6 separate regions of the Homo sapiens genome follow, and regions 1, 2, 3, 5 and 6 are each linked to region 4. The links are chromatin contacts, found by Hi-C or POLR2A ChIA-PET in ENCODE. All regions are on one chromosome and are shown on one strand. The core of a region is the stretch at or near the end of the contact, and the rest is flanking DNA. Distances in the headings are between cores, read along the strand shown.

What was found. Hi-C counts contacts between places; a loop is a spot of excess contacts on that map. ChIA-PET counts read pairs that join two places held with the same protein, here RNA polymerase II (POLR2A). Pooled maps may share reads with other maps.
Region 1: a map of Right ventricle myocardium inferior shows a loop between it and region 4 (2.5-fold over the local background). The contact joins two enhancer-like sites. A Hi-C loop is called at or near these places in 1 of 168 maps with a recorded cell type or tissue (Right ventricle myocardium inferior), 7 of 37 single-sample maps with no recorded cell type and 12 of 50 pooled maps. POLR2A ChIA-PET finds 5 or more read pairs at or near these places in 1 of 52 experiments (Panc1).
Region 2: a map with no recorded cell type shows a loop between it and region 4 (4-fold over the local background). The contact joins the promoter of TSPAN3 here to the enhancer-like site in region 4. A Hi-C loop is called at or near these places in 1 of 37 single-sample maps with no recorded cell type and 3 of 50 pooled maps. POLR2A ChIA-PET finds 5 or more read pairs at or near these places in 2 of 52 experiments (IMR-90 and activated T-cell).
Region 3: a loop to region 4 is called in a map with no recorded cell type, with 36 times the contacts of the local background. The contact joins two enhancer-like sites. A Hi-C loop is called at or near these places in 1 of 37 single-sample maps with no recorded cell type and 3 of 50 pooled maps. POLR2A ChIA-PET finds 5 or more read pairs at or near these places in 1 of 52 experiments (HEK293).
Region 5: a loop to region 4 is called in a pooled map, with 4 times the contacts of the local background. The contact joins two enhancer-like sites. A Hi-C loop is called at or near these places in 4 of 37 single-sample maps with no recorded cell type and 8 of 50 pooled maps. POLR2A ChIA-PET finds 5 or more read pairs at or near these places in 1 of 52 experiments (activated CD4-positive, alpha-beta T cell).
Region 6: a loop to region 4 is called in a map with no recorded cell type, with 14 times the contacts of the local background. The contact joins the promoter of ETFA here to the enhancer-like site in region 4. A Hi-C loop is called at or near these places in 2 of 37 single-sample maps with no recorded cell type and 5 of 50 pooled maps.

The regions. Positions count from the first base shown.
Region 1 is chr15:76,864,448-76,868,910 of GRCh38, forward strand. All of the region lies in intron 2 of SCAPER (S-phase cyclin A associated protein in the ER), which reads right to left. Among named protein-coding and RNA genes, the nearest start is that of SCAPER, 39 kb to the right of the region's middle. Within about 2 kb of position 1,789, at least 2 of the 41 ENCODE cell types and tissues checked have a DNase peak (open chromatin) inside an H3K27ac peak, as active enhancers do.
Region 2 is chr15:77,068,748-77,073,096 of GRCh38, forward strand. TSPAN3 (tetraspanin 3) reads right to left here and starts at 2,362. Exons shown (of 7, transcript NM_005724.6): 1 at 2,145-2,362. The coding sequence starts at 2,207. RefSeq lists a silencer at 1,829-2,528 and an enhancer at 2,669-2,728.
Region 3 is chr15:76,986,419-76,991,257 of GRCh38, forward strand. No RefSeq gene overlaps it. Among named protein-coding and RNA genes, the nearest start is that of PSTPIP1, 6.3 kb to the right of the region's middle. RefSeq lists an enhancer at 1,954-2,113. Within about 2 kb of position 2,338, at least 10 of the 41 ENCODE cell types and tissues checked have a DNase peak (open chromatin) inside an H3K27ac peak, as active enhancers do.
Region 4 is chr15:76,574,734-76,579,461 of GRCh38, forward strand. The region is part of intron 22 of SCAPER (S-phase cyclin A associated protein in the ER); the gene reads right to left. Among named protein-coding and RNA genes, the nearest start is that of MIR3713, 9.5 kb to the right of the region's middle. RefSeq lists enhancers at 842-891, 902-951. Within about 2 kb of position 2,026, at least 7 of the 41 ENCODE cell types and tissues checked have a DNase peak (open chromatin) inside an H3K27ac peak, as active enhancers do.
Region 5 is chr15:76,187,752-76,192,574 of GRCh38, forward strand. TMEM266 (transmembrane protein 266) reads left to right here. Exons shown (of 11, transcript NM_152335.5): 9 at 4,217-4,406. Among named protein-coding and RNA genes, the nearest start is that of ETFA, 120 kb to the right of the region's middle. RefSeq lists a silencer at 2,346-2,499 and an enhancer at 3,281-3,350. Within about 2 kb of position 3,145, at least 5 of the 41 ENCODE cell types and tissues checked have a DNase peak (open chromatin) inside an H3K27ac peak, as active enhancers do.
Region 6 is chr15:76,309,942-76,314,489 of GRCh38, forward strand. It overlaps ETFA (electron transfer flavoprotein subunit alpha), which reads right to left and starts at 1,528. Exons shown (of 12, transcript NM_000126.4): 1 at 1,409-1,528. The coding sequence starts at 1,447. RefSeq lists enhancers at 780-1,280, 1,281-1,781, 1,991-2,040, 2,101-2,150 and a cis regulatory region at 3,712-4,133.

The sequences.
Region 1 (4,463 bases), core at 539-3,038, 290 kb after region 4:
CCAAAATCATGTAATTAGTTCTCATCTTCACCTGGGAGTATGTTACTATTTGCCTTCCAGTTTGGATTCTCCCCACCCACTGGTTAATTTTTACTCTTTTGGGGAATATGTGAAGAAAAAGCAATACATTATTTTCAAATGAAGGAAATTAATGAGTAGCATCACTTCAGGGAAAGAAAAAAAAGTCACTATAGTACACTCTAGAGCAAGGGTCAGCAAAGATTTTCTACAAAGGGCCAGATAATAATTTTTTTTTTTTTATTTTAGGCTTTGCAGGCCATAAGACCTCTGTAACAACTACTCAATTTTGCCATTTTATGTGAAGCAGCCATAGTCAGTATGTAAACAAACAATGTGGCTGTATGGTAAGAAGCCAACTGTGAGATAAACAGACACATATTACTTGTCATTTTGAAATAAATTCAAATTACTAAAAAGTTATAAATTCACACAAAGAATATCAAACATACCCTCACACATTTTTTTCCTGAAGCATTTGAGAACAATCTGCAGTTATACTCCTTGGCAGTAAATACTTCACTATGTATTTTATATATGTAAGGATACTATCCTATATCACTATACTATAACTAACAAAATCAGGAGATTATCACTGATACAGAATTATTATTTAAATTACAGCATTTACATTTCACCAACTATCCCATTAATCTCTTTGACAGTATAAAATAAAGTTGAGAAAAAGATATAAGCCCAATTCTCCCAGAAGCTCTGCAAACCCCAAAGAGGATAAATACGAAGAAAACCACACTTAAGCATATCACAGAAAAACTGATGATAAACTGAAACAAAGAGAAAAATCTTGAGTACAGAGGAGAGGGAAAAATCAACTCATTACCTTTAAAGCAACAGCCATAAGACTGACAGCCTTGCATTGTCCAGGAAGTGATAAAAGTAATAATTTATAATAAACTCTAATAAATTGGTAACTTATTGCCTATTTAGTGGTATAGTAGGGTCAAAATCCTGACTGAAAACGGTTCAAAACAGAATGATGAGAAAAATGGGGATACTGAGTATTAAGATACTTTGAGTTTCGTCATAAAGGAGAACAAAGAAATAAATAAACAGAATGGATTTTTAAGATGAGTGATAGTATATCATACTTTCATACTGATGGGGATGATCCAGTACAGAGACAAATTGTGTTATGGTAAGAAAGAGGGAATGACAATAGGTGCTAAATCTGTGAGTGACAGGAAACAGGTTTCGGTACAAAAATGAATCAACTCGCCAACTAATATCCAACTACCAGAAAAACAAAGACTATATTCTTCTACTCTAATTCTCTGTGATGAGAGTCTAACCCAAATTTTCCTCTCCAGAACTTGTCACTTTTTACGTCTTTAATGTAAACATCCGTACCCATATTCCTTCATTCCTCTGACCTTACCCTGAATATCCATGTGTCATCTACTTACCTGACTCATTAAGGTCTTTCACTGAAACTCATTTGTCTATGATCACTGTCCAAACCCCATTCAGTGTCCTGTAGATTTGCAAAAGTCACTTCTCTACTCATTCTCATACTTTCCAATCAATGTAACACCAGAAAACTTCGTCCTTTAGCTTAAGCACATCTCCCATTAAGTATTGGTCAGTTCTATCTAACTTACACTGGCATCTATCATTTAGCATTGTTCTAACCAAGGGTATCACTATTGCTTCCAGGCCAAATGAACAAGTATAAATAGATGGCCTACTTTTCAGCTCTACTTCAGATAATTCCCTTACACAATCACAGAACATCCTGTGAGACAGAGAGAGACACTGAGTGTGTGTGTGTGTGTGCGTGTGTGTGTGTATATCAGGTCAGAAAATTCACTATGCCATACATTACATTCTAAGTCAAGAGTCTTCACAAAATAATGAGTTTCCAAGAACTAAAATGGATAATCACAAAATAGCAATGTTGTAACACTAGACCAGAAAACTTCAAATCTAACATTCTTTACTTCCATAAACATTTCAGCTCCACTATAAATTTTACCAAGTTAGCTCTTTTGTATTTAGTACATATACACAGACACACATTCAAAGAAAAACCACTAGCTCAAGACTTTGATTTTATTCTTAATTCCAATACTTGATAAGCAAAAACATTATAACTACTCATCTTACTACAAGATCTGATTGAAAATCATTTTTCATTTTAAAGCACAGATGCTTTTTGTAATACATGCTGAATGGATTCCTTTTAGTAAAAACCCATAAATTCTAATGATTTTTAGTAGTCCAGTTCTTATAAAAATGTCAGTAGTAATGTAAATAAAATAGTTTTAAGCATTTTAATATCAGTATCAGGGTTTGAAATGCAATACATGGTTCTGAGATACTTCATAAAATAGATGTCTATTTCAAACAGTATTTTTTTTTAACCTAGGTTCTTTTCTCACAGGAGTCTTCAACAAAATATGTGTATTTTCATCCAAAGTCACAGTGTGCCACCTAGTGCTGTATGGAGATTTTACAGAGGCCTGTTCAAATACTTAATGTTTCAACTAAAAGTATAAAGATCAGCCTTCAGTGAAAGTTTTTATGTTCAAATCTTACAGTACATAATCTAAGAAAGTGTTTACAATAGTTACCAAAGAGGCTAGGTACTTCTGAGACTTGCTCCCAAAGAAACTTCTTTCTCTTAGGTTTAAAATATCTAAATAATTTCAACAACTTTCCCCATAATCTTGAAAAGGTTACAAGTACTGTTTACTAAATGTCTATGTATCTGTCTCCATAAAACTTTCTACTTTATACAAGTTCTTCAAAATCCATTCATACCACTATCTGCCCATAAAATGAAATTCTTGTATCTTTTTTCCAATGTTTTTCAGCTTTCTGAATAATTCAGAAAAGAACCTTTCTCTTAAATTCCCACTACTAACGCCCTTAATACTTTGGGTAGCATGAAGACAAGATTACTAGTCATGCAGCTTACCTGAGAAACCATGTAACTAGTACAATTTTCCTAATATTACAGAATGATAAGCTGGAATCCTGTTCAGTAATTTACGATAACTTTATCAGTTTTTACCAATATTTCACACCATCTAAAGGTAAAACCATAGATGAACTAAGGATGGCTAAACTATTATAAGGGGGAAACAACTTCTCTCTTGTATGAGCTACTCTGTTCTGGAGTCTCTGTTATAGCTCACTAGCCTATACACTAAATGATATATCAAGTCTTACCGAGTCTATCTCCTAAACACAACTGGAGAATGTAAATCCACTACCATCACCCTAGTCCAAGCTATCATCATCTCAAACCTAAATTACTAATACTGTATCAGCCTCCATGACAGAGACTACAATATGCATCAAAACCACTTGCTTTCTTTCCTGTCACAAAGCTAGACAACACCTTCCAGTCTTTCTTGCAGACAGATGGCCATGTGACTAAGTTCTGCATGCTAGAATATAGGGGAAAATGAGGTAAGCTATGTCCAGGTCTGGGTTTGCTTTTTTTTAAGTCTCCTGCATCATCAGCTATGTTCTCTCCCTCAATTCCCCACTTACTGGCCAGATGCATAGGATCTAGCAGACCTCTCTAAAGAATGATAGAGTCATAAGATAAAAAAAAAAATTTAGTCCCATCAAAATGTGAAAGGTCACATGCTGAATACCTACACTGAACTATTAAGTGAACAAGAAATAAACTACTAATCTGTTGGTTCCCCTTCCAGTTATGAAAACATAAAAGGCATCCACATTGGAAAGGAAGAAGTCTAATTAGCCTAGTTTGCAGATGACATCTTTTACTTAGAAAAAGATAAAGACAGCCAGGTGTGGTGGCTTACACCTGCAATCCTAGCACTTCGAGAGGCAGAGGCAGGAGAATTGCTTCAGCCTGGGAGCTCAAGGCTGCAGTGAGCTATGATCGCATCATTGCACTCCAGCCTGGGTGACAGAGTGAGACCTTGTCTCAAAAAAAAAACCAAAAAACCTAAAGACTACACCAAAATCTGTTAGAACTGATTAACAAATTCAGTAAAGTTACAGGATACAAAATCAACATACAAAAACCAACAGTGAACAATCCAAAAAAGAAAATCAAGAAAGCAATCCCATTTACGATAGTTACAAAGAATATAAAATATCTTGGAATCAATTTAACCAAAAAAGGGAAAGATCCAGACAAGGAAAATTGTAATACACTGATGAATGAGAATGAGGAGGATATAAAAAATGGAAAGATATTTCATGCTTATGAAATGGAAGAATACTATTAAAACAACACTACCCAAAGCAATTTACAGATTCAATGCAATCCCTTTTCAAAATACCAATGACATTCTTTACAGAAATAGAAAAAAAAATCCTAAAACTTATATGGAACACAAAATACCCCAAACAGCCAAAACAAACCTGGGCAAAAAGAATAAAGCTGGAGACATCACAGTACCTGACTACAGTAACAAAATCAGCATGGTACTGGCATAAAA
Region 2 (4,349 bases), core at 1,112-3,611, 490 kb after region 4:
GTTCCTGCATCAGTTTGTTGAGGATGATGGCTTCCTGCTCCATCCATGTCCCTGTAAAGGACATGATCTCATTCTTTTTTGTGGCTGCGTGGTGTTCCATGGTGTATATGTGCCGCATTTTCTTTGTCCAGTCTACCACTGATGGCCATTTGGGTTGGTTCCATGTTTTTGCTATTGTGAACGGTGCTGCAGTGAATATATGCGTGCAAGTGTCTTTATAACAGAATGATTTATATTCCTTTGGGTATGTACCCAGTAGTGGGATTGCTGGGTCGAATGGTAGGAGAACGTCATATAATTTCTACATGCCAAGAAATAGTATTCTTCTTTTCATTTGTTTTCCAGTCATTTAGAAATGTAAATATTATTCTGGGCTCTCAGGTTGTAGAAAAACAGGTAGCTAACCGTTTTGTGCTCTTGGGCCAGAGATTGCTGACTCCTGGTTTATAACGAGATGCTATGAGAATTAATGACTTAATCATTGTAGAATACATTTCTCTTTATGGAATAAAAAATGTTATGGATGCATAAGTAGCAGTAGGTATATAGATACGTATTAAATTAGCAAAAGATGCCCTTATAATGGTCAGATTCACAAATCATGCCACATCTACAAAGAGAAGACTGATACGACTTTTGCTAATGGAACTGGTTCTATATGTGCATTTCATTCTTCACAATAAACTCAAGAAACTGAAAAAATAAAATAAAATAAATAAATAAGCCTGTAACTCAAATTAAAGTATAAGAAACACTGCTCTAATTGGAAAAGAAGAAATCACGGAAATGCCAATGTCGCCTGGGTGTTTGCCAACAGCTACTACCTCCCAGTTAGGACTCTTCACACACAAACGCCCCGAAGGACTCTGGCAATACAAGTGTGTAGCAAGTGCTTTTTAACATATAACCATCCTTTTATGAGACAGCTGTCAGGATATGAAGTTTTATCCCTTGTTGGGGGGTCGGGGGAGGAGGAAAGGATTCTTTCCAGAACAGGTGTGCGTATGCGTGGGAGGGAGGAGCTGAATGGGGAGGAGGAAGAGGCACAGTATGGTTAACCGGAATGTTCAAGGAGTGCTCTGGCGACTGTGGACAGAGCAATCTGTCCAGGGCACTCAAGTGTTTAAGGAAATGACAAGTTCAGAGAGGCAAGGTGATTTGGGACCAGACTGAGGACTTCTGCTCCAAGACCAGGGGAAGGAGTTGAACCTTATTCTACCGCTGAAGCTTCTGTTTTCCTTATTTTCAGATCAAGTGATGTGATAGAGGAAACGTTTTAAAAGATTTATCCGGGTGCAAAGTCCAGATGGGCTGGAGGGTGGAGAGACGGATAGGAACAACTTAGGTTACTATAAAAGTCCCTGATGAGATAAGGACCCAAACTAAGATGACATAAACATTCCTTTCAAAGAGGGTGTACCCCTTAAAAATTCATAAGCCACCTTTTATTGAAAGTGAACTCATCACTTTCAAAATCTTGTGACATCTCCATCATATATTTAACCAAGAGTTATAATCTCACAGTTTGGTCACCCCCATGACCAAAACAAATAGACCGATGTTCTTGGTCAATGGATTATTTGGCTCCTCGAGTTGAAACCCTTCATTTTCTGGGCTGGTGACAGTCAGCCGGTTCTCCACACACAAAGGGCGTTAAGTGGAACCCCCGCCCCGGCTCCGCAGCGTCCCCGCGGATCTGCCCGCCTCGGGACGGCCACTCGTCTGCGAGGCCCCGACAAAGAGCGCGGAACCTGAGCCTCTGGCGAAGATCCTATTTCGAGCCCGACGTCCTGCTACAGTCTGCAATAAGCGCTCTCCGTCCAGCCGGCGACTCCGGGGGGGGGAGACTGGGGCGCCTGGCACGGAGCCAGCCCGCGTGGGCCGAGCGCGGAGGCGCCGGCTGGAGGCCGTGGAGTCCCTGAAGGCCTCCCCTCGCTGTCCTCCGCGCCCAGGCTCCCGGCTTGGTCCGGCAGGGACCTCGCGAAGCGGCCTCACACCCGGCCCTCCCCTCGCCTCAGCCGCCTGAGGGCCCGCGCGCGGCCCCCGCGCGCCCGCCCAGGCCCAAGCCCGGCCCCCACGGGCGCCTCCGCCGCGGCCTCGCCCGGCCCCGCCGCCGGCCCCTCGCTCTGCCCGGCCCCGCTCACCCAGAAGATGAGGTTGAGAAAGACCAGCACGGTCTTGGAGGAGGTGATGCCGCACTGGCCCATGGCGCCGGTGGCCCGCGAAGGCCCGGCCCGGAGAGCGGGGCTGCGCTCACCGAGAGAGCGGCAATGGCGGCGGCGCCTCCTCGCTAGGAACTGCACGGCCTGCGCGGCGCTCCCCGCAGCCCCTGCGCCGTCGCGCAGCCCCGACCCCAGCAAGTGCCTCGCTCCTCCGCGCAGCCGCCGCAGTCCCCTCAGGGCTCCCGCGCCGCTCCCTGGCAACCGAGTCCCGCCCCACGCGGCCGGTAGCTTCAGCCAATCGCCTCTGCGGAGGCTGCAGTGAGGCCACGCCTCTTAAAGGAGCCAAGGCCTCAGCGCCTTTTCTTGGCCTCTGGCCGCCCTTGGACGCAGATGGCTCCCTAGGGAGGTTCTGGTGGACCAAACCCACTCTCCTCCTATGACTATGCCACCCTTATAGATGATTCAGAGCCCTCTGAGTGCTATCTTTCTACCTAGCCCATTCTCCCCTAGGAAGGTTGGAGACACTAATCTCTGCCTGACCAGATTCTCCTGACCAGGTTAAAATCTTGGCAGCACTGTTGGTGAGAAGTGCAAAGAAAAACAACAAATACTTATGGAGAAACTTATTGTACCAGGCGCTGGGCTAGACCTCAGAAGAGTCAGAGAGGAGAAAAGGCTGGTGATGGCGTTAGCAAGGCAGAGACATGTTTGTGTGGGTGAGTGGTTGGGAACAAGTTCTATTCCAGGGTAGTAAGTTTTGGACCAAGATTCGCAACGATTACAGAAACATCTCTTTGCATTGCAACATTTCACATTCTTCCCCCAATCTTGAATCCGTCATAGCAATTAATTATTGGGTGCTCACCCGGTGCCAGGCTCCATTAGTTCATTTAACCCCCACCACAACCCTGGATGGAAGGCACTATGGTTATCAGCCTCATTTTACTGATCGGGTAATTGAGGCTTAGAAAGGTTAAGAAGTTCGCCCAGAGCCACACATAGTAAGTGGTCTAGTGCAAAAAACACATCATCAGTCACACAATAAACTGCCTCTGTTTGCTGTCTTTCCTGCCATTATAATCCTGCACTCCCTCCTTGACCGCGCCCGTAAGGATTTCCATTTACTGGTCTTTATCAGCTCGCTCTCATGCAATCTCCCCCACTCATCACCTTTCCCAGGCACTCTCAGAAGTACCTGTTAATCTCAGCATCCTGTGCATTTACACCAAGCAGCAGCAACAGCCATTTATTCACTCATCAAACTTGCCGCGTGTCCCCTCTGGGCCTCACTGTTGTCGGTGGTGGATATTCCACTGTGAGCAAGACGTATCCTTCCTTCCATGGCTTACATTCGTTCGGGCAGAGGAGGCAGACCATAAACAAACGGGCAAGTGGGTATATGACATGAGGTAGTGTTAGGAAACAATTCAGAGGAAAGGAATAGAGTGATGAGAGGAGTCCTCTCTGAGGAGAGAACATTGGAGGGGACCCAAGGGAGGTGAGGGGAACAGCCCAAAGATGAGAGCAGCAAGGACAAAGGCCCAGAGACCGGAACATGATCACTGTGCTGTAGGAAGGGGAACACAGAGAGCCTAGTGTGCTGGAGGTGAGCGAGGCCGGATCACCAACAGCCTACTACGCCAGGCAGAAGCCTTTGAGCAGACCAGTAACACCATCTAAGTGTTTCAAGTGCCATTCTTGCCATACCATGGAGGTCCTAGTTAAAGAAAGAAAAATGATGGGCTCTCAAACATGATTCCCTTTGAACATCTATCTTCTTGACGCCTCTGCCCTCTGTAAATTTCTCTGTCTGCTTTGCTCTGAGTGCTTTTCCTCCTTTTCCAAAACATCCCCTTTGCATTTCTTCATCCTCATCGTGTCCCTTCTCATTTCCCTGTGAAGGTCTCATCAAGTCCTTCTTGTGCCTTCTCCTTGAGTGGGTCTCAGACCCCCCCCCCCCCCACATTACAATCATCTGGGCCACACAGACAAACTCCATCAGATTCTCTGGGGGCGAGCCTCAGGGAATCAGGTGTTTTTCAAAAACACACCAGGTGATTCGAATATGCTGTTGGGGCTGCAAACCACAGTTCTGAGTTTACAAGCATGGTCATGCCTCTCCTATCCTAAAAAGAAAAGCCTCTCACTTAAACACCATGTTTTACTTTTTCTTTCTTCTCTTAGCCA
Region 3 (4,839 bases), core at 1,088-3,587, 410 kb after region 4:
GCCATGTTGCCCAGGCTGGTCTCGAACTCCTGAGCTCAAGCAATCTGCCCGCCTCACCTCCCAAAGTGTTGGGATTACAGGTGTGAGCCACCGTGCCTGGCCAATGATAAATTTCTTAATTTAAAAAACTGTACTGTGGTTATATAAGAGAATTTCCTCATTTTTAGGAAATATACACTTGAATAATTTAAGGGTGAAGGGATACCATGTCTGCAACTTACCCAACTAATAGAAAAAAATCAGTATGCATACATAAAAATAGAGAATAATAAAGCAGTTGAAGTAAAATTTAAACAGTCTGATGAATCTGGGTAAAACAGACAGGAGTTTTTTGTACTCTTTTCTCTGAATTTAAAATTATACCAAAATAAAAATTTACAAAAAAAAAAAAGAAGCATGAGAAAGCCTGCCTCTTCTAGATGACCTGAGGAGGTACTACTAGGGCGGGGCTTGGGAGGCAGCTAGAGAGCGAGTGCCTGCACCCTGAGGATGTGGGCTTTCATGGGGCTGGGAAGTCTCTTTGCTACTCTGGCTTCCAGCCGCTCCTCAGCTTGGTTCTACAATTTGAAGTCCTGGGAATGAGGCTTTTCCAGCTGAGCAGACAGGGCTGTCAGCAGCAACACTGTCAGGTCTACTGTGAGTCTACTGTTGAGAGTCTCAGACTCACAGAGTCAGAGACTCACCCTGGTTGTGAGTCTACTGTGGGTGAACCTGGACTAGGTGCCTTTTCATGTTATCAAACACTGATGTAGGCATGTATCTATCTATCTTTCTTTCTTTCTTTCCTTCCTTCCTTCTTTCTTTTTTTTTTTTTTTTTTTTTGAGATAAGGTCTCACTCTGTCACCCAGGCTAGAGTACAGTGGTGCAATTATACACATCTCACTGCAGCCACAACCTCCTAGGCCCAAGTGATCTTGTCACCTCTGCTTCACAGGTAGCTGGGACTACAGGCACATGCCATCATGCCCAGCTAATTTTTTTTGTAGAGACAGGATCTTGCTTTGTCGCCCAGGCTGGTCTTGAACTCCTGAGCTCAACCGATCCGCCCACCTCAGCCTCCCAAAGTGCTGGGATTACAAGCGTGAGCCCTTGCGGCTGGCCAGAATCTTGTTTAAGCTTTAAACAAGTAACCTGCTTAAATATGTAGGCTCATCATTTCTGTTTTCCAGGTGAGGTAACTGAGTCTCAGTGAGGTGAGGCTGGACCTCTTCCAACTCTGACTCCAGGGATCATCTACCCCCGCCCCCCCCACCCCAAGTTCCACTCCTTGCACAGGCTGGGGCTTCCCTACTCCGAGCCTCAGCACATGCTGCTCCCTTTGCCTGCACACGGGCCCACCACATGTCTCTGCCTATTGATTTTCCGGCCCAGCCAAGACTGAAGTTGGGGTCTCCTGCCTCTGAATCCTAGGTTTTCAGGGAAAATTAAACACCAGCTGGGCTGAAATCAAGCTTTGCTTTACTGTGAACAAGTCATTTTCCACCTGAATTAAAACCAACCCAAGGGGGGAGAGGATGCTAGAAACACATTTTTGAAGCTGTTTTGAGAGACAGCTGCCATAATGGAAACAAAACAAAACAGGCTAGAAAAGGGGTTGGGGGGTGGGAGATGGTTATGCCTTTCCTTCCCTGTCAGTGAGATCATTCTACTGGTCCCCCTCTGGGCCCTGCTACCCCACTTATTGGGCCTCAGTTTCCCATTTGTAAAATGAGAAAGTAAGGCAATAGCAGGAGTTCTCCTCCAAGGTGTATGACTGACTCACTTACGAAACCTAAAATCTATACTCCCTGGCCCCACCCAGTCAGTAGGCCAAGGTTGGGACTTGGCCTTTTGCTTTTTTTTTTTTTTTTTTTTTTAACAAAGTCCCACTTCTGGTAGGCACACTTTGTGCTGTTTGAGCACCTCCAGATAGTCCCTGCAGGCTCTTCCATCACTGCAGTCCTCCGTCCTCTGACCAGTGATCGGGTGGCAGTGGATTCCTGGGACTCACTGAGGCCCCTTCCCCATGCCCACCAGTTCCTGGGCCACCTCCCGAAGGGCCACTTTGCACCTCTTTGCTGTCTTTCAAGAATCCTGACCGGCACTCGGCTTCTGACGACTGATAATGCTTGGAAACTCAGAGTCACACTCTTGTGGCTGCAAATTAGTAAACCTGAAAGCTCCTCGTCAACTCAGGCGAGCTGTGTGAGTGGGAAGAGGCCTTAGTTTTTGCAACTGCTGTCCCTGGGGGCAAACTGAAAAACAAACTGTATCACATCCTGAAGGCCAAAGGCCACACCCTCAGCCCCAGTGGAGGACTCTGGGGCAAGGATATTTCCTGGAGTCAGAGGAGAGGAGCCTCCATCTGAGCGCCACACCCCCACCCCGCATGGGCTCTGCACTTCCTCCTCAGTGGGGACTTGCTTTTCCCTTCTTCCTCATCCTGTTTCTGCCCCAGGCCCTGGCCCCTCACTGCCAGCCCCACACTCTGGGGAGGAAAGACCCTTTTTAGCGATGGGACTCCGAAAAGTTAACTGACCTGTCTAAGCCTCAGGTTCCTTATCTGTTGAATGTGGCCGTAATGCCTCACACTGTTGTTGGGAAGATTAAGTGATACATAAGGCATGGGAAGTGCTTACAGCAGAGCCTGATGCAGCACAGCCCTAGTAGACTATTAGCGTTATTCTGGAACTCCCTTCCTGCCTCACGGGTGAGCTCTTTCCCATTAATCAAGACCCAGCTCCCCTCCTTTGGGAGGACTTCCCAGGCCAGGCTCCTCAACAGCCTTTCTCTGTTGTCTGCGCACAGCACATTTTCCCTTCCTAGGCTGCCTCCCTCACCAGACTGGCAGGGGCTGAGCTTGTTCATTTGCATGTTCCCAGACAGGAAGGCTCAGTCAGTGCTGGTGGGTGTGCTGCAGTGGAGCTTGTTCCAATCTGGGACAGGGTAAGTGGGGTGGACAGTGGTTGCCCCAGTACAGTAGGCATGTGCCTCTGGCCACCTGGAGGGACCCTACAGGTATTTCCCCCAGCAATAGTGAACCATCATGGCCAGGTGCTGGAACATCCCACTTCAGCCATGGGATGGGTGCACAACCCTACAGCCATGGGCAGCGTCATGACAGTGCATCCACCGAGGTCTAAATGGCCGACTCATGAATGCCCTTCTGGCCATAAGCTGATGGCAGGTTGAGAATTACTCCTGCAGGACAGATGCTCCCCTGCAGAAGGGAGAAGCGTGCGTCACTTGCCCTACCCCTTGGACCAGTGGCAATGCCATCTCCAAATGAAATTCATGGCAAGGGCCTCCTGGCTCTTCGAATGTCACCAAAGAGCTTTCAGACCCTCCTTCTCTCCCTCTTCTTTCCAGCCCCTGCCCCTCTTCAGAAGGCTGGAAGCTCTCGCTTTAGATTCTTCCTGGATAACAAATTAGAATCTTAGGACCCTCAGAGTGCAGTCCCGCCCTCCAGCTTGGTGTCAGCCTCACCTCTGAGAGCTATTCCCCCAACAACGTCTTCTCTTCCAGCCCCTGAGAACTTGGCTGAACTTCCTTCAAAATGGTGTTTATTCGGCCAGGTGCAGTGGCTCACACCTATAATCCCAGCAGTTTGGGAGGCCAAGGCAGGCAGATCACCTGAGGTCAGGAGTTTGAGACCAGCCTGGCCAACACTGTGAAACCCTGTCTCTACTAAAAATATAAAAATTAGCCAAGCATGATGGTGCATGCCTGTAATCCCAGCTACTTGGGAGGCTGAGGCTGGGAGAACTGCTTGAACCTGGGAGGCAGAGTCTGCAGTGAGCCAAGACTGTGTCACTGCACTCCAGCCTGGGCGACAGAGCGAGACACTGTCCCAAAAAAAAAAAAAAAAAAAAAGGAAAAAAGAAAAAAGATGTTTATTTGCTTTCCATCTTGCCTGCATTTTGTCCATTTGTCCATCCATTTATTGGTCAGGAAAGGCTTTCCTGAAGAGGTGACATTTGATAAGAGGGCCAAGGGATAAGGAGTAGTTAGCTGGGCCAAGGCAGGGTCTAGGATGGAACGGGAAGAAGCTTCCAGGCAGAGGGGTGATCATGTGTGAAGGACCCGGGAAAGAAGAGAATGAGGCAGAATGGAGGAATTGAAAGATGGTCCAGGAAGCAGTATCAGAAATTGAGAGAGGCATAATGGGAGTTGAAGTTTTGAAGAGTAGGCTGGGACCAAATTATGCAGGGTCTGTAGGCCATGTAAGGGCAATGGCCATTGTCCTGAGAGTAATGGAAAATCATGGCAAGGTGACAGTGGGACGTTGATATGACCAAATGTGGATCTGAAAATGTCACTCTGCTGTGTAGAGAGCAGACAGGAGTGAGCAGGGTTGGTTTCATAGATGTACAACTCGTGTAAGCAAATTGTACTTGGGGTCTAATGCTCTGAGATTGCTGTCTTGGAATTCTTAATCACATTATTTTTGAATTTGCTTTTCTTAAGTACAGTCTGGTGGGACAATGAAGCATACATCAAGGACTTGGAGCCTTGGCTCCTGTGGTCCTGCTTCCAACTGCCTCCCCTGGACTTGTTCTCAGTCTTCTCCACTTCTGCCTAGCAACCACTGCCACACTCTGCCCCCAGCAGAGACCTGAGTGCAGGCATGGGGACAGTCCGGGTCAAGGGCACACCTGGTAGCATCTGAGGATTGGCCATGGCAATGTGGCCCCTGCCCCAGGCTGGCAACACCATGGCAAATTCAACAGGCGACTCAGGGGGCTGAGCCTCTCACTCACTTCTGACCCTGGTTCCTAGTGCATCCTGGCCTGGATTTTGCAACACCCCTGGGGACTGCCTGTCCGCTGTGGGTTGGTGAGGCAGGTCCATGGGAAATG
Region 4 (4,728 bases), core at 776-3,275:
GGGGATAGTCTGCTACTGCTCATATCATTTACTTAGACGACAGAACATTTATTTAGTTTTCACCAAGAAATACCACATTATACCTAGACTGTAAGAGTCTTCATTCAGATCACTGTGTGCATTACTTCTTTGTGGCCCCTACCTGGTACCTCACTCTTGGAGCAACCCTCCTCTGCTTTCCACTTATTTACTTGAGAATCCACTAATAGATGCTCACCAGATCTCCCCACTTTTCCCCTATATATCATCCCCGTTGCCTTAAATTTTTATCTGTGGTAGATTCCACAGTACATCATTATAATCATTTTCTTGCAAATGTCCTACATTTCCTCTCTGTTGTTCTGTTTTTTACTCTTCTTAGACAAACCCCAGCCGTGGTAATAATGTTTGTTTAGCTCTTACTATGGGCTAGGCACCATTCTCAATGTCTTGCATGCATTAATTTCTTTAGCTGGATTAATGAAAACAACTGGCAGACTTTTCCATTTCTGAACCTGGCAGGGGTGGGGGTGTGGGGGGAGTCAGACCATGCAAAATACTGGTAGGACTACTGATTCAAGATCTTATTAAATCTCCCTAGGGTGTTCATTCTCCCACTATCCACAAAGGTTTGCTTCATACATTCCCCACTCTCTTCAAAAGTCCACCCTTTCCTTTCTCTCTTTTGCTTTCATAAGATGATCCTACATTTCAAAGAGAAAACAGAAGTTATTGGAACAAGAAAATTTTCACTTTCGGCCATAAAATCTACAAGCTTATCTGCATTTCACTCATCTTCTTCTCTGTTCCTCTTATTACAGTCATTCCTTCCAGACAGGACTAATTTCACCACACAGGATGTATGCATGAGTTCTTTCTGGATCTCAAGCTCTCTCTTCTTCCTGTCTCAGGTCTTTCTGCAATGTTCTTCATCTTTTCCTTCTGAAATGCTTCCTCCACTCCCACATTACCTAGAACATTACTATTTATCCCTCAGCTCTTAGCACAAACATTACTTTCTCTGATTTGACTATTTCTTCAAAGCACTCATCATAAGAGAATTAAAAATACTTACTGAACTAACTGTTTAATGTGTGCTTCTCCTATGCAAAGCTTTACAAGGGAATTTCCTGAAGTGATAGAAATATTCTGTGTTTTTACTGTCCAACATGGTGGCTAGAAGCTATTGTATTGAACAGTGCAGAAGCAGAGTATTAACTTCATGAGCGAGGTGCTCGTCTATCTGCTCACTGCTTTATCCTTATCATGTAACATGCTACTTTTACATAAGTACACTCATTAGATATTTAATAAATTCATGTCCTACAGAGAAAACTTCTTCTTTACATTAATTTTAACAATATCCAGACCAAGGATGGTGGTTCATGCTTGTAATCCCAGCACTTTGGGAGGGCAAGGCAGGAGGTTCACTTGAAGCCAGGAATCTGAGATCAGCCTGGGTAACAAGGCAAGACCCAGTTTCTACAAAAAATAAGAAACTATTAGCTGGCAATGGTGGCGTGCACCTGTAGTCCTAGCTACTCAGGAGGTTGAGGTGCGAGGACTGCTTAAGCTCCAGAGTTCCAGACTGCAGTGAGCTTACAACACTGCGCTTCAGCCCGGGCAACAGAGTGAGACCTTCATCTCTAAAAAGAAAAAAACCCAATAACTTCATAGGTTACAAAATACTTTCATGTACATGATCTTATTTAATCCTCTCAACAACACTGTCAATAAGTATTATCCCTATTTGAAAAACGCAAAAACTGATGCAGAGCAAGATAGCCAAATAGAAGCCTTCACAGATGTCCTCCATACAGGAACACCAAATTGAACAACTATCCACATAAAAAAGTACCTTAATAAGAACCGAAAGTTGTGTGAATCACCACAGTACCTGATTTTAACTTCGTATCACTGAAAAAGGCACTGAAGAGACAGGAAAGACAGTCTTGAAATGCTGATGCCACCCCTCCCTCCTACCCTGGCAGCCACCCTGTGGTGCAGACAGAGAGTCTATGCACTTGGGAGACAGGAAGCACAGTGGCAGTGAGACTTTGCCTTGGAAATCAGTGCTAGCCTGTTACAGTGGAAAGCAACAGGACACAATTCAGCTGGCCCCCACAGAGAGAGCATTTATACCAACCTTAGAAAGCGGGGAATCGCCCATCCTAGCACTCGGAACCTGAGTTGCAGGTTAAAGTGTTCTGGGGACCTAAATAAACTTGAAAGGAGGTTTAAGCCACAAGAACTGCAATTCCTGGGCAAGTCCTGGTGTTGTGCTGGGCTCGGAGCCAGTGAACTTGGGAAGAATGTGACCTATGAGACCAGCCAGGGCAGCCAAGGGAGTGTTTGCACCACCCCTCTCTCAACCCCAGGCAGCTCACAACTCTGGTACAGACTCCGTCCCTATGCTTGAGGAGAGGGGAGGGAAGACTAAAGAGGACTCTGTGCCAGGCACAGTGGCTCATACCTATAATCCCAGTGCTTTGGGAGGCTGAGGCAAGCGGATTGCTTGGGCCCAGAAGTTCAAGACCAGCCTGGGCAACATGGTGAAAGCCCGTCTCTAGCAAAAAATACAAAAATTAGCTGGGTGTGGTGGCACACACTTGTAGTCCCACCTACTCAGGAGGCTGAGGAGGCAGGATCAATTGAGTCTCAAAGATCAAGGCTGCAGTGAGCTATGATCATGCCACTGCGCTCTAGCCTGGGTGAAAAAGCAATACCCTGTTTCAAAAAGAAGAAGAAGAAGGAGAAAAAAAGAGGACTTTGTCTTGCAACTTGGAAACCAGCTCAGCCATAGTAGGACGGAATAACTGGGCAGAATCCTGAGGCTCCCATTCCAGGCCCTAGCTCCTGGATGGTATTTTTAGACATATCCTGGGCAAAAAGGGAATGGGCTACCTTAAAGGGAAAGACCCAGTCCTGGAAGGATTTGTCATCTGCTGACAAAAGACTCCTTGGGCCCTCACGAGTTAGCAGTGGTAGCCAGGAAGCACTCGCCAAGGGCCTTGAGTGAGACTCAGAGACATGATGGCTTCAGATGGGATACAGCCCATTCCCAGCTGTGGTGGCTACGGGGAGAGACTCCTTCTGCTTGAGAAAAGGGGAGGGAAGAGTACGGGAACTTTGTTTTGCAGCTTAGGTATCAGCTTGACCACAGTAGGGCAGAGCAACAAGAGGGTTCTTGAGGTCCCTGATTCCAGGCCTTGGCTCTTGGATGGTATTTCTGCACCTGAACTGGGCCACAGGGAAGCCACTGTCCTGAATGGAAGGCCCAGGCCAGGCAGCATACACCACAAACTGAATGAAGAGCCCTTGGGCCTTGAGTGAACACTGACAGTAGCCAGGCAGTACTCACCATAGGCCTGGGGTGGTGGTGGCCACAGGAAGAGACTCCTATGACTATAGAAAGGGGAGGGAAGAGTGGTAAGGACTTTGTCTTGTGGTTTGGGTGTCAGCTCAACCACAGTAGAACACAGCACCAGGTTGATTCCTAAGGTTTCTGACTCTAGGCCCTGGCTCCTGGATGGCATATCTGGACCTGCTCGGGCCAGGCAGAACTTGCTGCACTGAACGGAAATACATAAGCCTGGCGGGTTTTGCTACCTGCTGATTGCTGAGCCCTAGGGGGACTTGAGCAAACAAAGGTGGTAGCCAGGCAGTGGTTACTGTGCGCCTTGGGCGAGACACAGTAATCTGTGCTTCAGGTCTGACCTAGCACAGGCCCAGTGGTGGGGGCTACAGGGGTGCTTGTGTCAACCCTCATCCAGCTGCAAGCAGCTCAGCACAGAGAGAGAGAGACTCCATTTGTTTGGGAGAAAATAAGGGAAGAGAACAAGAATTTCTGCCTGGTTGTCCAGCAAATTCTTCTGGATCTTATCCAAGACCACCAAGGCAGTACCTCTACGAGTCTATAAGAGCCATAGTGTTACTGGGCTTGGGGTTCCCCCAAATGCAGATATAACTGCAGTGGCCAATAGCTTAGGTTTCAACACCCAAGTCCCTTTGGATACCTGGAAAACATTCCCAAGAAGGATGGGTACAAACAAGCCTACACCATGAAGACTACAATAAATACCTAACTCTTCAATCCCTAGACACCTACAAACACCCAATATGACCTCACCTAATGAACTAAATAAGACACCAGGGACCAATCCTGGAGAAACAGAGATAAGTGACTCTTTCAGGCAGAGAATTCGAAATAGTTGTTTTGATGAAACTCAAATTCAAGATAACACAGAGAAGGAATTCAGAATTCTATCAGATACATTTAGCGAAGAGATAAAAATAATTTAAAATAATCTTTGGGAGGCTGAGGCGGGCAGATCACAAGGACAGGAGATCGAGACAATCCTGGCTAACACGGTGAAACCCTGCCTTGACTAAAAATACAAAAAATTAGCTGGGCATGGTGGCGGGTGCCTGTAATCCCAGCTACTCAGGAGGCTGAGGCAGGAGAATGGCATGAACCTGGGAGGCGGAGCTTGCAGTGAGCTGAGATGGTGCCACTGCACTCCAGCCTGGGTGACAGAGCGAGACTCTGTCTCAAAAAAAAAAAAAAAAAAAAAAAATAGTAACTACAACAACAATGTTTTAAGACATAGTACAAGAAGATATGAATAGAAACAACAAAAAGTGAAAAAGCAGAGGGATGAAGTTAAAATGTAAAGTTTTTATTAGTTTTTTCTTTGCTTGTTTGTTATTTAGTTTTTTTATGCAAGTAGTGTTAAGTTGTCATCAGTT
Region 5 (4,823 bases), core at 1,895-4,394, 390 kb before region 4:
GCCTCAGTCTTTGTCTTAACTTTGGGACAGGGGTGCAGCTCAATTGGTGGTTGGATTTAGGGCCCAGTCTGAAGCCAGGGAGTTGAACAGGCTAACTGGTTTCCTGCATTGATTTGTTCATGTATTCAGCAACGTTTATTGAGTGCTTCTTGCATACCAGGCAACACAACAGATAAGACCCCTGTTGGTTCGCAGATGATATTCTCCTGGGGGTGGAGGGTGGCAGGGGTGTGCTGGAGCTCTCACTTGCTCACGAGAACCCATTGTGCACATTTCCCCCAGGGCGTCTTGTTGGTAGCTTGAAATCAGCCATGCTAGGAGTATGCCTTCCCCCCCCACCCCGCCCCACTGGAACACCACTAGGGGCTGAACAAGAGGTAACTGATAATCCTTTAAAAATGGTGGTTTGTTTTCACGCTGCTAATAAAGACATACCCAAGACTGGGTAATTTATAAAGGAAAGAGGTTTAATTGAGTCACAGTTCTGCATAGCTGGGGAGGCCTCAGGAAACTCACAATCATGGCAGAAGGGGAAGCAAACACGTCCTTCTTCACATGGCAGCAGCAAGGAGAAGTGTCAAGCAAAAGGGGGAAAAGCCCCTTATAAAGCCATCAGATTGAGGCAGGCAGATCATGAGGTCAGGAGTTCGAGACCAGCCTGGCCAACACGGTGAAACCCTGTCTCTACTAAAAATACAAAAATTAGCTGGGCGTGGTGGCACATGCCTGTAGTCCCAGCTACTTGGGAGGCTGAGGCAGGAGAATCACTTGAACCCACGAGACAGAGGTTTCAGTGAGCCGAGATGATGCCATTTACTCCAGCCCGGGTGACGGAGCAAGACTCTGTCTGAAAAACAAACGAACAAACAAAAACTAAACCATCAGATCTTGTGAGAATTCACTCACTATCATGAGAAAGCATGGGAGTAACCACCCCCAAGATTCAATCACCTCCCACTGGGTCCCTCCCACGACAAATGGGGATTATGGGAACTACAATTCGAGATGAGATTTGGGTGGGGACACAGCCAAACCATATCAAGCATGATCACAAATATTTATCTGATTTCCTTCCCCAAACCCCAATGGAATGATAGTAAAGAACAAAATCATAAATGCATAAGAATTAAGAAACTATCTCTTGGACAAGTACAGTGGCTCACACCTGTAATCCTAGCACTTTGGGAGGCTGAGGAAGGTGGAGGATTGCTTGAGTCCAGAAGTTTGAGACCAGTCTGGGCAACATGGCAAGACCCTACAAAATATATCTTGTCCCTACAAAATATAAGAATAAAAAAATTAGCCGGGCATGTGCCTGTCGTCCCAGTTACTCAGGAGGCTGAGGTGGGAGGATCACTTGAACCCATGAGTACAAGGCTGCAGTGAGCTATGATCATGCCACTGCACTTTAGTGTGGCAGACAGAGTAAAACCTTGTCTCAGAAAAGAAAGAAAGAAAAAGACAGAGAAAGAGAAAGGAGAGAGGGAGGAAGGGAAGGAGGGAAGTAAGGAAGGGAGGAAGGGAGGAAGGAAGGGTAGGTCTCTGTCCATCGTGACAATCTTGTCTCAAAAAAAGAAAGAGGGAGCAGAGAAAGAAGGAGGGGAGGGAGGGAGGAAGGAAGGAAGGAAGGAAAGAAGGAGGGAAGGAAGGAAGGCCTCTTTAAGTCTTGTCCATCAGGACAAAGAGGAAAGAGGTTTTAGTGAATTGCGGGGAAATGAAGACTAGACAAGAAAGTGGCAACTGATTGAACAGAGTGGGGCATGTGTCACTAAAGTGCTCACAGAGGAGGACAGTGAGGGAAATGGGGTACTTTTCCCCTCGGAACCCCTGAGAGTCTGGGAGGAAGGGGGTGTAGTGTGAAGCTGACACTGGGTGGGGGTGGCTAAAGGTCTGCATGCATAATATTTGAGATCCCAAGACACCCTCCCAAATCCTGCATGGCCAGGAGACTGAGCTCCCCCACCCTGCAAGAGTCAAGGGGTTTGTCCTTGGGAGAAAATGAACCAGGGGGCTCTGCATGTGGGCACTGGGTTAGGCAGGGACCTGGGGAAAGGTGGAGGGCTGAAAATGAGGATTAAATGAAAATCTTTCCCCCTAAAAGTGGGACCCTCTGCCCTATTCCCCTGCCCTACTCCCAGCACAGAGGCAACCAAAATTATAGCCTCAGGCAGGAAGCTGAAAACCTGCAGTCCCAGAGACCGAACCTATAGACACTGACATTGGGAGGCTGTCCAGTGCCAGGTTGCTGCCTGGCCACCCTGTTGTTGGTGAATGCTTTTAGTTGTATGTGTTTTACGTTCATAAAAGTAAAATCAACAAAATATTAAAATAAATACACAATAATATCAGAAGGTGATAAGTTCAATGCAGAGAATTCAGATAGGCTGATGCAACTGAGTGCCTGGGGGGCTGCCCTAGGTGGTGGGTCAGGGAAGGCCCCTCTGAGGGGGGCCACCGTGTGATCTGGGACAGAGGAAGCAGCTGAGAACGCGGCCCTGAGACCAGCGCATGCTTGGTATCTTTACAGAACCAGAAGAAGGATTGCGTCTTGGGGTCAGGTCACGGGAGAGAGGATGAGACAAGTTGGTCAGGTGGGCAGGGCCAGATGGTGCACGTGCTTTGTAAGCCAAAGCTAAGGAGCTCGGGCTGTCTCCCAGGTGGGGTGGCGAACCATCGAGGTTTATGGACAGGAGTGTCATGATCTGACCTGGGTGTGGGAGAGTCCCCCTGAGTCCTGTTGGAGTGATGGCAGAGGGACACAGAAGCCACGGCTGTAGGGGCCAGAGCTGGCAGTGGAGGTGGAGGGAGGCGGGACAGCTGCTGGACTTGGGGGATGGATGGGATGTTGGGGTGGGGGAAAGGGAGGAAGCAAGGAAGGTGATTGCATTTTTGGCTCCAGCTAAAATGAGATAAAAACACTTGAGGAACAGGTTTGGAGAGACAGTGAGGAGTCCTGCTTTGACCAGATTGATTTTGCAACTCCTGTGAAAGTGATACTGTCGTGGAGGCATTGGCGATGAGAGTCTGACACCCCAGTTTGAGGGGTCAGGGCTGGCGAGGTGCATTTGCGCGGCATTGGTAAGTAGGTGACCTCTTAGGCAGGGCGCCCGGGCGTGGTATTTCTCTGTCCGCCCTCCCGACTCGCTCCGTTTAGAAGCGGTGCGAGGCGTGCGGGGAACACTAGGTGGCGGTGAAGGCTCTCCTTCCCGCGAGCCCGCGGCCGGGACCTGCAGTGTCAGACCTAAACTCCTCGTTGGCCCAGATGTCCCATGAAGGCCTTGGCGCGTGAACAGCCATCTCACCCACAAACCCAAGAGGTATCTGGAAGCCTTTCCAAGAAGCTTTCCCCAACAGAAAGTAAAACAAAATTAAAATGTGTGCAGCTTTTACAAGGCCAGGTTGCTGCCTGGCCACCCTATTGTTCATGAATGCTTTCAGCTGTGAGTGTGCTTTACCTTCGTAAAAGTAAAATCAACAAAACATTAAATACACAATAATATCAGAAGGTGATAAGTGCAATGCAGGAAATTCAAATAGGCTGCCACGCCATCTGGGAGAAAGCCCTTAAGAGGAAGCAACCCAAGTCCTCAAAGAGGTGAAAACCCCATTTTACAGAAAAGGAAACTTAGGCTGGAGAGGTGACGGGACTTGCTCAAGGCCACAGGGCCAGGAAGCCACACGGCTTGGACTGAATCGGTCTGGTCCTGGGTGCCTCCTCGTGGAGAAAACGAGCCAGTGTTCAGACCAGCGGGCAGTGACGCCAGGATGGGGTCCCCCAGGCTGGGACGGGGGCCCTGGGTGTCCTGAGGTTTCCTGTTCTGAAAGAGGCTTTCATGTTGTCGAGCACCCCTTGGGGTCACACATCTGGGCGAAGAGCTAGAACTGAATTTGCACCCAGGGCTCCTGACTCCCCGTCCAGTGGCCTTTCCACAAAGGAAACACGTTGTGTTTCCTCTCCCGGGCATCCGTGAGATGGGGGCCAGACTGCAAGGCACCTGAGACGCAGGATCGCACAGGTTGGAAAAGGCTCCGCAACCGTAAGAAGCTCTTGCGAACCGCGATGCTGGGAGATTCCTAAGGAATCATCCAGCTGCGGGAGGCTCAGCCCAGTCCTCCCCACCCCGCCCCCATGCAGGAGCAAAGCGCCCAGAGGTCAGGCTGGAGGCCCCCGCCGGCCCCTCGCCGCTGATTCAGCCTTGCCCGTCTCCCTCCGCAGTTTGAGATCCGGCAGCTGCGCGCGCACCTGGCGCAGCAGGACCTGGACCTGGCTGCCGAGCGCGAAGCGGCGCTCCAGGCCCCGCACGTGCTCAGCCAGCCGCGCAGCCGCTTCAAAGTGTTGGAGGCCGGCACGTGGGACGAGGAGACGGCGGCCGAGAGCGTCGTGGAGGAGCTGCAGCCCTCGCAAGGTAAGCCCGGGTCTCCACCCGGCCCCAGAGTGTCACGGCCGGGGATCCCCCTCGCCTCCCTCTCGCGCCCCGGGACTGTGCGCAGAGTGGATGGGGTTCCTTTCAGGTGTGTGCCCCTCCTTCACTCGTGATTGGGGGACACGCTCAGATCAGTAGCCTCGGTACTGCCTGTCAGAGCCCAGGAGAGAGCATGTAGTCCAGCCACCGACCCAAACTAGAAATGACTCGTCCCCATTTCATGCCTGTGGCCACTGGCGTGCGTTGTGTGTGGTGTCTTCCCTGTCCTCGCGGTAGCCGGAGGAGGAGGTGTGACTTTTCTGTTGTATGGCTGAAGAAACCGAGACCCAGGAAAGCCGTCCAAAGGCGCATCGCTAATAAGTGGCAGAGCCAGGCTTCCAGACAGAGGTCTGGGGCTTC
Region 6 (4,548 bases), core at 278-2,777, 270 kb before region 4:
ATGTCTAAGGCCAGGTGCGGTAGCTCAGGCCTGTAATTCCAGGACTTTGGGAGGCCGAGGCAGGTGGATCACTTGAGGACAAGAGTTCGAGACCAGCCTGGGTAACATGGGGAAACCCCGTCTCTACAAAAAAAAAAAAAAAAAAAAAAAAAAAATTAGCCAGGCGTGATGATGCGCACCTGTGATCCCAGCTTCTCGGGAAGCTGAGGTGGGAGAATCGCTTGAACCTGGGAGGCGACGGTTGCAGTGAGCCCATATCGTGCCACTGCACTCCACTCCAGCATGGGAAACAGAGCCAGACCTTGTCTCTTAAACAAACAAACAAACAAACAAACAAAAGTCTAATGTCTACAGACATCTAGAAAGAGCTCCAGCTATGCCTCAGAGAGAAAAATCCCAGGAGTGGATGGGAAAATATCCATGCCCAGAAAAAAAAAAAAAAAAAAAAAAAGGAGAAAAGGTACAAACCATCAGGTAAGTTTCTGACCCAAGTTTACCAATCTTGTTTCTCATTTCACCTAAATGTAAACTAGGAAAACTACACAATCCACAATATAAATTATTGTTACTTGACTTGTGACTGGTCAGTCTCCAAATACTCCTTTCCCACAGCATGAGAAGGAAAATATGTTTCCTATCAGTCCTTCTCACAACAGAAGAGAGAAATGTGGTTTGTCACTAATGAAACACTGAAAATGTACCACTGTCACCAGTTAACCTAATCTACAATCTGCTGGTTAAAAGCAGGTCAGCCTGAAGCATATAAAAAGACGTCTGCCTTTCAAAACTGGCTAAAGCTGTCAAATCGGATCGCAGGTTTTACAAATACAATCACCTAAATTCAGCCCTGCTCCATAAACCAGAAAGCAGAACCAGCTTCCATAACTGGCCACGCAGCCTCCCACCCCACCCCACCCCCGCCCTTGACAGTGAGTGGGTCGGAGTAGCCACGATGCGCCCAAAGTGTTTAATTCTTCCAGAAATGCCGGCCTCCGGGAGGAATCTAGGTTTGAAACTTTCCCCAACAGGGCATTCCCCGGTGACATTTTGCTCCCTCGGGTGTGGAGCAAGTGTGGAGGACCTGGCGGCCCGAAAGTGCCCAGAGTGACCGACAAAGGTGGGAAACGGCAGGGCAGAGAGTGGGCCAGAAGAAGGGGCAGCAGACGCGCAAATTCACATCATTCGGGGTCACCCTGACCCCAAACCTCTGACTTCTGCCCCGAACTGGCGTTCCGCAGGGAGTCCAGGGTAGGCCCCAGAACTTTGGACCCAAGTCCCAGGCGGGGACCGGCCTGCGGGCGCGAGGGCTGGTCGAATCTGAGGGGGCCAGTGATCTTTGCAAGACCCCATAGGGACGGCGGGTTGACGGGGGGCCGTCCCTGGGTTCGCCTTCCCAGTCCGGACTCACCGCCCGCCGGAGCTGCCCCGGAGCCGCCGCTCGGAACATGGTCTCCGCTTCCGCCGCAACCTCGGCCTTACAGCAGCCCCGTGCCCGGCCAACTGGCGCCGCCTCAGCCAGTCACCTAATGCTCGCGAGACGCGCGAACGAGATAAGACGCCCTAGGCCGGGAGCACGAGCCCGCGGTTTCCGCCTGCCCATTGGGCGGCTGCGCAGCCAATAGACGGCGGGAAGTTAGGGGCTAGACTGGGAAGTGGGGCAAAGGTGAGGCTATTCCCCGGGGACCTTCGAGTAAGCCCGGGCCGCGGAGCGGCAGAGACAAAGCTGGCCACCCGCTGATGACCGAGCTCAGACTGTACTGTCTCACAGCCCCGCAATGGTCAGCACTGCTAGAGTGAACTTCAAAACTGAGCTGACCTCGGGGTAAGGTACGAGTGGAGCCTTGCCAATTCCAATTAGATACCTTTCCTATATGCCCCTATTTCCCCCTGTATTTCCCCATGGTAGCAATTGTCACATGGGTTGTAATAACCTAAGTACTTGTCTGTGTCACCCATCTGACTGAAGATCTGTAAGGGCAGAAAGTATGCCCTTTTTTTTTTTTTTTTTTTTGAGAGAGAGAGAGTCTCCCTCTGTCACCCTGGCTGGAGTGCAGTGGCGCGAGCTCAGCTCACTGAAAGCTCCGCCTCCCGGGTTCACTCCATTCTTCTGCCTCAGCCTCCCGAGTAGCTGGGACTACAGGCGCCCGCCACCACGCCCAGCTAATTTTTTTGTATTTTTAGTAGAGACGGGGTTTCACAGTGTTAGGCAGGATGGTCTCGATCTCCTGACCTCGTGATCCGCCCGCCTCGGACTCCCAAAGTGCTGGGATTACAGGCGTGAGCCACCGCGCCCGGCCAGTATGCCCTACTTTTAAATTTTGTGTCTACCTGCAACACCTAGCACAATGCCTGGTCCATACTAGGCATTCAATCAGTATGTGTTGAATGAATAAGCAAATGAATAAATGACTGCTAATGAGTCTGGACTTTAACACGAAATTTTTAAGAGGGAAGTGGTATGTTCAGAAATTGTCTCAATTCCCAATTCAGCAACAACCTACCTTTCCAATGTTATCTAGTCTATCAACAAATCCCGTTGACTCTACCTTCAAAAGATAACCAGAATCCAGCAATATCCTCCAACACCCCTTTGCTCCTCTGCTGGTATCACCTTCACTCAGGACCCTGTCCTCTCTCGCCTGGATCATTGCAAAGCCTCCTAACTGGTCTTTCTGTTTCTGCCCATGTTTCCAGAAGCCTCTTCTCCAAACTGATGGACTGATCATGACCTCTGCTCAAAGCCCTATGGTGGCTCCCTCTCCTCCCACTGCCCTCTTCTCTCACTGTTCCCCAGATACATAGGCCTTCTTGAGCACACAAGCCTGCTCCTCTCAGAGTTTTGCACTCTGGCTCTTCCCTCTGCCTGAAATGGCCTTCTCTTGTTACCCGCGTGGCGTACTTCCTCACTTCATTCAGGTCTCTGCTCAAAAAACACATTTGCAGAAAGGCCGGCCTTAGCCTCTCCACCTAAAATAGCACCCATGCCACTCCCAGACGCCCTATCACCTTGTTTGATTTTTTTTCTTGGCATTTATCACTGCCTAACAGGATGCACATGTTTGTTTATTGCTGATCTCACTGCATTGGAGTGTAAATTCCCTGAAGCAAGAGCTTTGTCTGAACTAACAAGCACTCTAAGGGCCTTGCGCTTTTGCTCTTCCCTCTGTCTGAAATTCCCTTCCCCATCTGACAGCCCTCTTTAAAACCCAGATCAAGTGACAATTCTTTTGTTCTGTTTAAGACAAGGTCTCACTCTGTTTCCCAGGCTGGAGTGCGGTGGTGCCATCACAGCTCACTGCAGTCTCGAACTCCTGGGATCAAGCAATCTTCCTGCCTCAGCCTCCCAAGTAGCTGGGACTACAGTCATGTGCCACCATGCCCAGCTATTTTTTTTTGTAGGGGCAGGGTTACCCAGGGCTGGTCTCGAACTCCTGGCCTCAAGTGATCTTCCCACCTTGGCCTCTCAAAGTACTGGGATTACAGACATGAGCCACCACGCCTGGCCCAAGTGACATTTCTTTTGTAAGCTCTTTCTCAATTCTGCAGGATGAATTAATCCTTTCCTCTTCTTCACTCTTGTAGCTCTATGAACAAGGAGGTGAGGACCCATCTTAAACTTAAGTTGCACCCACTTCGAACACGTCTGAACTCATGTTGCCGACAGAGCTGTGGACCCCTGTCCCCCAGTCAATCTGCCTGTGGGAGGGGCAATTTAGTATTCCATGTCTCACTGCATTTACCTCCTAACCAGTCCCACACTGGACTAGAATCTGAGACCTATGGGAGTGGAAGGAAGAGGGAAGGGTACTTTTAGTAAAAACAGAAAAGGATATTTTACTAAAAACCATATAAAAAACTGGGATACAAACTAACCTCCTTCCCTACCTCCCCACCCATGACAAAGCGAAATACAAGGGGAGAGCGGCTGCCCCGCCCTGCCCCCACTGGGCAGATTCAACAGCTCCCAGGCTTGGGCAAATCAGCAGCAGCTGTTCACCCCAGAGTCTCGTTGCCCCTGGGGGTTCCTGGTGGAGCAGTTCAGAGCAGAGGGAGAGGCTAAAAATGGGCAAAGTCTGTGACACCTGACCAGACCTGTTCTGATCACACATGAAACGCCCCCTGAGGCTTTGGGATGTATCAGGGTTCTACAATCACAACCAGGTTATGTACCACAGAAATGTGTGTGCTAAGACATTTCTATTAGAAGATTTTCCCTAGAGGCATATGACTTTCCCACTCCATTAGGAGCCGCTTTGGTGGCAGGACCTATGGTTTCCTTTTATTTACTTATTTTTATTTTATTTATTTTGGAGACGGAGTCTCACTCTGTCACCCAGGCTGGAGTGCAGTGGCGCGATCTCGGCTCACTGCAACCTCCACCTCCCCTCAGTTTCAATGGATTCTCTTGCCTTAGGCTCCCAAGTAGCTGGAATTACAGGTGCCCACCACCATGCCCAGCTAATTTTTGTATTTTTAGTAGAGATGGGGTTTCACCATGTTGGTCAGGCTGGTCTCAAAGCCCTGACCTCAGGTGATCTGCCTGCCGTG